Linked DNA regions of Homo sapiens: region 2 is linked to region 1. Evidence: chromatin loops called from intact Hi-C (ENCODE). Cell type or tissue: MCF 10A. All regions are shown on one strand. Each heading gives the region's core, and the rest is flanking DNA. Links, peaks and the distances in the headings are about the cores only. Region 1 has its middle 17 kb from the start of LINC01895. Region 2 has its middle 43 kb from the start of MYL12-AS1.

The links. Peaks named below come from ENCODE experiments on the same cell type or tissue, not always from the same donor. Only the 100,000 strongest peaks of a DNase experiment are listed, where the experiment ranks them.
Region 2: it touches region 1 in a loop (6-fold over the local background); 3 of 110 quality-filtered maps call a loop at or near these places.

What each region holds. Positions count from the first base shown.
Region 1 is chr18:3,365,772-3,370,173 of GRCh38, forward strand. No RefSeq gene overlaps it. Among named protein-coding and RNA genes, the nearest start is that of LINC01895, 17 kb to the left of the region's middle. In MCF 10A, for the core only: no CTCF peak of the experiment used is centred there; a DNase peak (open chromatin) is centred at 2,600.
Region 2 is chr18:3,302,993-3,307,394 of GRCh38, forward strand. No RefSeq gene overlaps it. Among named protein-coding and RNA genes, the nearest start is that of MYL12-AS1, 43 kb to the left of the region's middle. In MCF 10A, for the core only: no CTCF peak of the experiment used is centred there; DNase peaks (open chromatin) are centred at 2,529 and 3,199.

The DNA.
Region 1 (4,402 bases), core at 312-4,311:
CATAGGAATCAGTGAATACCAATGTAGCCAAAATTGGGATATGTAATGGGAGTATGGGAGGTGGTCAAGTCATATGTGTAGGAGATGGGGACATGGACAGAGGCAGCGAAGAAGTAAGTCCTTACCTTCTGATGTGGGAAGTCAGCAGATGGTACCTAAAAGTGAAAAATCAAGAAACAGCAGTGTAAGTGTGCTATCAGCGATAGGACGATAAAGACCAACAGTTGTCGCTGAAAGTTTGAGAGTAGTTTCCTTCTGCTACGATTTGAATGTTTTTCCCTCCAAAGCTCATGTTAAAATGTAATTGTGATTGCGACAGTGTTAAGAGGTGGGATCTTTAAGAAGTGTTCATGAGGTCATGAGGGTTCCAGCCTCATGAATGGACTCACGCTGCATTATTGTGGGAATAGGTTCACTTCTTTTTGTGCTCTCTCTCACCCTCTTTTGACCCTTCCAGTACGTGGCACCTTCCACCATGTTATGTGGCAACAAGAAGACCATCACCAGATGCTGACATCTGATATTGGACTTTCAGCCTCCAGAACTGTGCGCCAATAAATTTCTGTTCATTAAAAATTACACAGTCGAGGCTGGGCGCGGTGGCTTACACCTGTAATCCCAGCACTTTGGGAGGCTGAGACGGGTGGATCACCTGAGGTCGGGAGGTTGAGACCAGCCTGGCCAACATGGAGAAACCCTATCTCTACTAAAAATACAAAATTAGCTGGGTGTGGTGGTGCGTGCCTGTAATCCCAGCTACTCAGGAGGCTGAGGCAGGAGAATCACTTGAACCTGGGAGATGGAGGTTGCAGTGAGCCGAGATCGCATCATTGCACTCCAGCCTGGGCAACAAAAGCGAAACTCTGTCTCAAAAAAAAAAAAAAAAAAAATACACAGTCTGTGGTATTCGAATATTACAACACAAAATAGACTAAGACATTTCTGGACATTGGACAATCAGAACTAGAAAGAAAGGGCAGTGCAAGGGACTGCTCTTTTTTTTTACAGTAAACCTTATAGAATCATTTCATTCATTAAAGTGATATGTATAATAAATAACAACCAAATATTTGGAGAGTAGGAACAATAAAAGAGGCATCGTAATGAGGTAATTACCAGAATGGGAGGCTGGGGCCCAAGTCTTTTAACCTCTGTAAGACTCAGTTTCCTCACATATAAAATACAAATTATAGTATGGACCATAATTTTCTGGGCTGATTGCAAGGGATAAATAAACTAAGATATATGGTTTTGCAAATTTAAAGCACCATAGAAATGTAGAAAATTGTATTTATTAAGTGTATAAGACAAAAGGCGAGTAATAAAACTGGTTTAATGCAAAGAAACATCTGGCTCTTTGATACTTGTTTGCAGTCCTCAGAAACTTGAACTGAAAAATCTCTGTCATTCATAGTAGATGGCATGGCTAATGTTTATGGAAAAGAAGATGGTGCCACCTTCCACAGGGCACTGTGGCTGCTCTTATGAAACAAAACACCAGTGGAGTCTGCAACCAAACTAGTGTTCTATGTGTGTTGTGCACATGTCCAATATGTATCATAAGATGCTTCCTAAGGTTGCTCCTGAGACATCTTGCCTACATGCTACACAAACGTGGCTGCCTTAGTCCATTTTGGCTGCTATAACAAAATATCTTATAAATAACATAAATCTATTTCCTACAGTCCTAGAGGCTGAGGAGTCCAAGATCAACGTGCGAACAGATTCACTGTTGGGTAAGGGCCGTTCCTCAGGCCTTCTTGCTGTGTCCTTACATGATGAAAGAGGGGAACAAAGGACCGCTTTTATAAGGCACTAATCCCATTCATGAGGGCTCTACCTTCATGACCTAATCAACTCATAAATGTCCCACCTATTCACACTAATGCATTGGAGAAAGATTTCAACATATGAATTTTGGGGGTGACACAAACATTCAGACTATAACAGGGACCAAGTCTGTGGTGTAGGTAATAATATTGCACATATTTCAAATTCTTGGTTTTGAAAATATGCTGTGGCTATGTAAGATGTTATCAATGTGGGAAGCAGGGTGATGGGAACACACTGTACTATTTTTACAACTTCTCGAAAGTCTAAAAGTAATTCAAAACAAAAAGCTAAAAAGGAAGTATTTAGATCCAACCAATGCCCCAATTTAAAGATAATCCAAACTACATCTGGATCCCAAAGGAGGTCTGAACCCTCCAAGAACACTAGACTGTGCTGTGCTGCAGCAAGTGAAAGGCTGTATCGACACCTAAGAGGCTGATCTGTTCTCACCAAGGAACAGGATTTTCCCAATTCCGTTTTCCTGAACCATTTGTTCATTACTTCCCCTCAAGCCACAGTTTCATTTATGCCATTAAGAAAAATTATCACATATAATCGCCAACCTTGGGAAAAGAATATAGTCATTTTGTTTTCTTTCAGACCACAAAGTAGGAAATCAGAAGCCTTGGGTAAATTGAAAATCCCAACTTTGTTTTATTTAAGGGATGCCAAGACTCCCTGTGCCCCTGGCACTCTGGGTGGGGGGATTTCCTGCATGCCAAATTGCTAATGCAAGATGCATTAGCCCATAGCTTTAGAAGTTCCAGATTTCTTGGCACCAAAGGGTTATGAATAATCCTTTCCACTCCCCTTGACTGTTGGAGGACTTTCAAAATATTTTCTAGTCTTTACTTCTACTGCCCTTTGATCTTGTCAGGGAGAATCTAAGAGACCAACTTGTTTGTTTCCTGGACTAACAGCAATGCTTCTCCAACTTTAACAAACATAGGAATTACCTGGTAAAAATACAGACTCGCAGGTCACACTCCTTGAAATTCTGGGGTGAGGCAAGTTGTACCCAATATCGACAATGATTCCAGGTGATCTGATGTGGGGTTGACTATATATCACACCATGAAAATCACTGGCAGAGAGATATAAAAGATAAAGAACATCCTAAAAAAGTGCTTTGAAGGCCAGGCATGGTGGCTCATGCCTGTAATCCCAGCACTCTGGGAGGCTGAGGCCGGGGGGATCACCTGAGGTCAGGAGTTTGAGACCAGCCTGGCCAACATGGCGAAACCCCATCTCTACTAAAAATACAAAAATTAGCCGGGCGTGGTGGCCGGCACCTGTAATCCCAGCTACTTGGGAGGCTGAGGCAGGAGAATTGCTTGAACTCAGGAGGCTGCAGTGAGCTGAGATCATACCACTGCACTCCATACTCCAGCCTGGGTGATAGTGAGAGACTCTGTCTCAAAAAAAAAGCTGTGATGTGGTTTGGATGTCTATCCCTTCCAAATCTCATGTTGAAAGTGGAGTCTAGTGGGAGGTATTGGATGATGGAGATGGGTCCCTCATGAATGACTTAGTGCCATCCCCTTGGTGATGAGTGAGTTCTTAGTTCACACGAGATCTGGTTGTTTAAGAGTCTGGGACCTCCTGCTTCTCTCTCTTGCTTCCTCTCTCACCATGTGATACAGCAGCTTCCCCTTCACCTTCCGCCATGATTGTAAGCTCCCTGGAGCCCTCACCAAAAGCAGAGGCCAGCACCATCCTTCCTGTACAGGCTGCAGGACTGTGAGCCAAAATAAACCTCTTTTCTTTATAAATTACTCAGTCTCATACATTCCTTTATAGCAACACAAACAGACTAATACATCTTTAAAAGAAAAGAAAAGAAAGAAGAAAGAAGGAAAGAAAGAGAGAAAGACAGAAGGAAAGAAAGAAAGAAAGAAAGAAAGAAAGAAAAAGAAAGAAAGAAAGAAAGAAAGAAAGAAAGAAAGAAAGAAAGAAAGGCAGGAAGGAAGGAAAAAGAAAGAAAGAAAATTGCTCATTATCCACAAGATTTAGTTAAAAGATTACATGAAAAGCAAAGGGTTTGGTGAGGCGTGGTGGCTCACGCTTGTCCCAGCATTTTGAGAGGCCAAGGTGGGAGGATTCTTTGAGCCCAGGAGTTTGGGACCATTCTGGGCAACACAGTGAGACTCCATCTTTCCAAAAAAATAAAAAATTAGCTGCGCCTGTGGTCCCAGCTACTCAGAGTGGGAACTCTGCTCTCTGACTTCAGGTTTCTATTTTGTCCTATTACACTTTGGGAGGCAAAGTAAGTCATAGGGCCACACCTAAAAGTCAATGTGAGTGGAGTAATGAAGTGCAACCCTACCATGTGTCTGGAGGGTGGAGAGCAAGAAATATTTGATGAATATCACAAAGGAGTCCTGCAGAGGGTATTTCAGAACAATCATTCAATTGGGAGGATCAGTTGAATCCAGGAGGTTGACGTTGGGGTGAGCAGTGATCATGCCCCTGCACTCCAGCCTGGGTGACAGAACAAGACCCTATTTCAAAAAATAAAAAAGAAAAGAAAAGAAAATCAAAGGGTTTGACATGAGCTTTGAACCATTAG
Region 2 (4,402 bases), core at 330-4,329, 63 kb before region 1:
CACAATGAGATACAACCTTACCCCAGCCAGAATGGCCATTATTAAAAAGTCAAAAAACAATAGATGTTGGTGTGGATATGGCGAAAAAGGAACACTTATATGCTGCTGGTGGGAATGTAAATTAGTACAACCTCTATAAAAACAGTACGGAGATTTACCAAAGTGATCTATTTCTTTTTTTAAAAATGTATTTATCTTAAGAAAAACAGATGGGGGTCTCACTATGTTGCCCAGGCTGGTCATGAACTTGTGGGCTCAAGTGATCCACCCACCTCAGCCTCCGAAAGTGCTGGGATTACAGGCATGAACCACCACACCCATCCAAGTAGATCTATTTCTGTTTTATTTTATTTTATTTCATTTTATTTATTTATTTTTTGAGACAGAATCTCACTCTGTCACCCAGGCTGGAGTGCAATAGCGCAATCTCGGCTCACTGAAACCTCCACCTACCGGGCTCAAGTGATTCTCTTGCCTCAGCCTCCTGAGTAGCTGGGATTACAGGCTTCTGCCTCCACGTCTGGCTAATTTTTGTATTTTTAGTAGAGACAGAGTTTCACCATGTTGGCCAGGCTGGTCTCAAACTCTTGACCTCAGGTGATCTGCCTGCTTCAGCCTCCCAAAGTGCTGCGATTACAGGCGTGAGCCACCGCACCCAGCCCAAGTAGATCTATTTCTAAAAGTGGATCTACCATTTGATCCAGCAATCTGACTACTGGGTATGTACCCAAAGGAAAAGATGTCATTATATCAAAAAGACACCTGCACATATATGTTTATGCAGAACAATTCACAATTGCAAAGATATGGAACCAACCTAAGTGGCCATCAGCCAGTGAGTGGATAAAGAAAATGTGGTATATATACACGAGAGAATACTACTCAGCCATAAAAAAGAAGGAAATAATGTCTTTTGCAGCAACTTGGCTGGAAGTGGAGGTCATTATTCTAAGTGGAGTAACTCAGGAATGGAAAATCAAATACCATATGTTTTCACTTATAAGTAGGAACTAAGCTATAGGTAAGCAAAGGCATACAGAGTGGTAAAACGGATACTAGAGACTCAGAAGGGGAAGTAGGAGGGGGATAAGAGATTTTTTAAAACTACATATTGGGTACAATGTGCACTAATTGGGTGACGAGTACACTAAGATCTCAGACTTAACTATACAATTCATCCATGTAACTGAAAACCACTTGTACCCCAAAAGCTATTGAAATTGTAAAAACTGTATATAAAAAAAAAAATAAAATAAAATCTCAGAATCCAAGCAAAGTCCACACATTGCATCTTATTGAAGGTCTCTTAATCTCTTTTACTTATTTATTTTATAGACAGGATCTGACTCTGTCACCCAGCTTGGAGTGCAGTGGCATGATCATAGCTCACCTCAGTCTCAAACTCCTAGACTTAGCGATCCTGCCGCCTCAGTCTCCCTAGTAGCTGGGACTACAGGTACACATCATCATGTCTGGCTAGTTTTTAAAAATTTTTTGTAGAGATGGGATCTTGTCATGTTGCTCAGGCTGTCTTACCTCTTTTAATCTATTTATTACCTTCTCTCTTTTTCTTTTGGTTGTAATTTATTTGTTGAAGAAATTGGGTGCCTTCTCCAATAGAGTGCTACTTCTCAAATGCTAAAGTGTATACAAACCACCTGGGGATCTTGTTAAAAAGTAGATTCTCCAGCCTGGCCAATGTGGCAAAATCCCGTATCTACTAACAGTATAAAAATTAGCCGGGCGTGGTGGCGGGTGCCTGTAATCCCAGCTACTCAGGAGGCTGAAGCAGGAGGAGTTGGGGGTTGCAGTTGAGCAGTGAGCCGAGATTGCACCACTGCACTCCAGCCTGGGCAACAAGAGCAAGATTGCGTCTCAAAAAATAAATACATAAATAAATTAGTAGATTCTGCTTTAGTGCAGGGATCTGCAGTGGGTCTGAGATGTGGCATTTCTGGCAAGCTCCCAGGTGAGGTGGATGCTGACCATCCATGGACCACACTTAGAGTAGCAAAGTCTAGAGCTGCCTGCAGTCTGCATTCTGATGGTTGCATCATGATGTCATTACCATATTTTTCTGTTCCCTCTAAACTGATGGTTGGATCTTCTGAACTGCATGGAAACAACCTTCTTTTCTGTAACTTTTAATGTTCTTTCCAAAATATACATTTGAACAATTTGGAAGTTTTCCACTGGTATCTTTATAGTTTTTGGTATAAAAGTTATGGTAAGTGCCCTATACAAGTGTACCATTTTTTAGTCTTTTCTGTCATATTTTTACTCTACCTTTTCTATGTTTAGATACACAAATACCTATCATTGTGTTATAGTTGCTGACAGTATTCAGTACAGTAACATACTGTACAGGTTTGTAGCCTAAGAGCAGTAGGATATCACGTATAGCCTATGTGTGTAGGAGGCTAGACCATCTAGGTTTATGTAAGTATACTCTATGACGTTCATACAGTGTCAAAGTTGCCTACCATGTGTTTCACAGAACATGTCCTGTGGTTAAGTGACTCATGGCTGCATTTATTCAGGGCCTAGGGTTTCCGTGCACTCTCATACTTGGCAGGCACTTGGTAGTCTGGATGTGTTTTTTCATTTACCGGCTGAGGCATGAATGCAGCCCGTGCATTTACCTGTGTGCAGGAATGTGGTGTTGGTGCTTTTGTATACCGCACCATTCACATGCCAATTAGGTTGAATTTTCAGATTAATTAGATGAACTTAGAGTTGCCAGGCTCCGGAATAATTGGATATCAGACAAGAAAAATGGAAACAGAATTTGTAAGTGATTTACAAGTTTCAGTACTTTGTTTTCAGTCATGAAGCCAAACTTTACCAAGAAGAGAAAAGATTCAACAGTGGAACATTTGAGCACAGTGGCCAGAGCTTTCTGGGCCGTGGAACCTTGGGCCCCTGACCTTTCAGGCTGGGTTGTCTCTTGTGGCCCTAATGTTTGCAGCAAACCGGTGGCTTGGTTGTAAATTTCATCTTTCTATGGGCTTCAGTCATTCAGAGGGCAAGCACGGACTTCTAAGGATTAGAGGGAGCCTCCTTGTTCAAATGTTTATGTGATTTCCTCTTCCAGCCACAGGTTGCTTCGTACTCACACGCAGCAGATAAGGCTCTGGTTCCTCTCCCTCAGACCTGAGCTCATCGCTTCCTCTGCTCTGTTGCTTCTTGTCTTCTGTCTCCTCTGGCCCTCGCCCAAGGTCAGCCTGCTGCCGAGTGTGTGTTATTGGCATTCCCACACATTTTGAGAAACCCTGTAGTGTTTCCACCGCATTAGGGTATTTAGGTTACAGGAAGAATTGGTGATGTTGAATTGAGGTCTTTTTTCATTACGATTACTCTTCTGTGAGCAGATAGAGTCATACCTGACACCGATCCATTTAAAAATCTGAACAAATTTTACTGATGCTCTAAAAAGTACAGGTTTCTTCTTGAGCCCAAATGACATTTTGTCAGAAATGGAATACCAATTTTATTCACTGGGGAGGTGACTCTGTCCCCCCAAACCCTCCCTATCCTTGTCCCTCCTGATCCACTGGGAAGTCATAAAGTGGCTTCCACAGGCAACTGAAATGCGTTCTGAATCATCCTCTCCGTCCTCTCCCGTGGGGCAGGTAGCAAGAGTAACAGGAAATAACAGGCACATATCAAATCACATTGCTTAGGTTGGAATCTCAGAACTAGGGGAAAATGTAAGTTTCAATTCCTGTCTCATTCCAAAATAAATTCAAGGCAGCATTTCATGTAAAATATAAAGTAAATATATATTACTTTAAATTTTGGACAAAATTGTAAACCCTTTCAAGCCTCATGTTTATCACCTGTAAAATGGAGAAAATACGAGCACACGCTTCACAGGGGTGTTATGAGCAGTGATTATTATAGCTCATGGTAAGCACTTAGCATAGTGTCTGGCTCATTATAAGTGCTCAAGAGACATTAGTCATTCATATTTCTCCAAGTTTCATTGATCAATATTCTGTCTTGCTGCACATTATTATCATTAATTATAAAGTCATTTTGGGTAAAAATTATTTGAATCAAAGATATGATAAATATGATAAGAGAAGACTAAAAACATAATCAATGAACTGAATTAAAGTTTTCATGTCTTTCAATATTATTTAGTCCAATATGTTAAATATGTTCCTTATTCCTTTGTAGCATTTGAATACATCCTAGGTTGCCTGTGCAACGATTGTTGGGTGCCAAAACACAACTAAGTCAATTATCCTGATACAGGAATTGTCATATATTATCATCAGAAGGGCATTTCAGAGGTCTGCTAATCTTTTTCTTTTTTTTAAAGTAAAGGCCTCACACATTCATTACTGAACCCAGCCAACCAATCCCTTCATAGCACACATAGAAAGAAAAAATATAT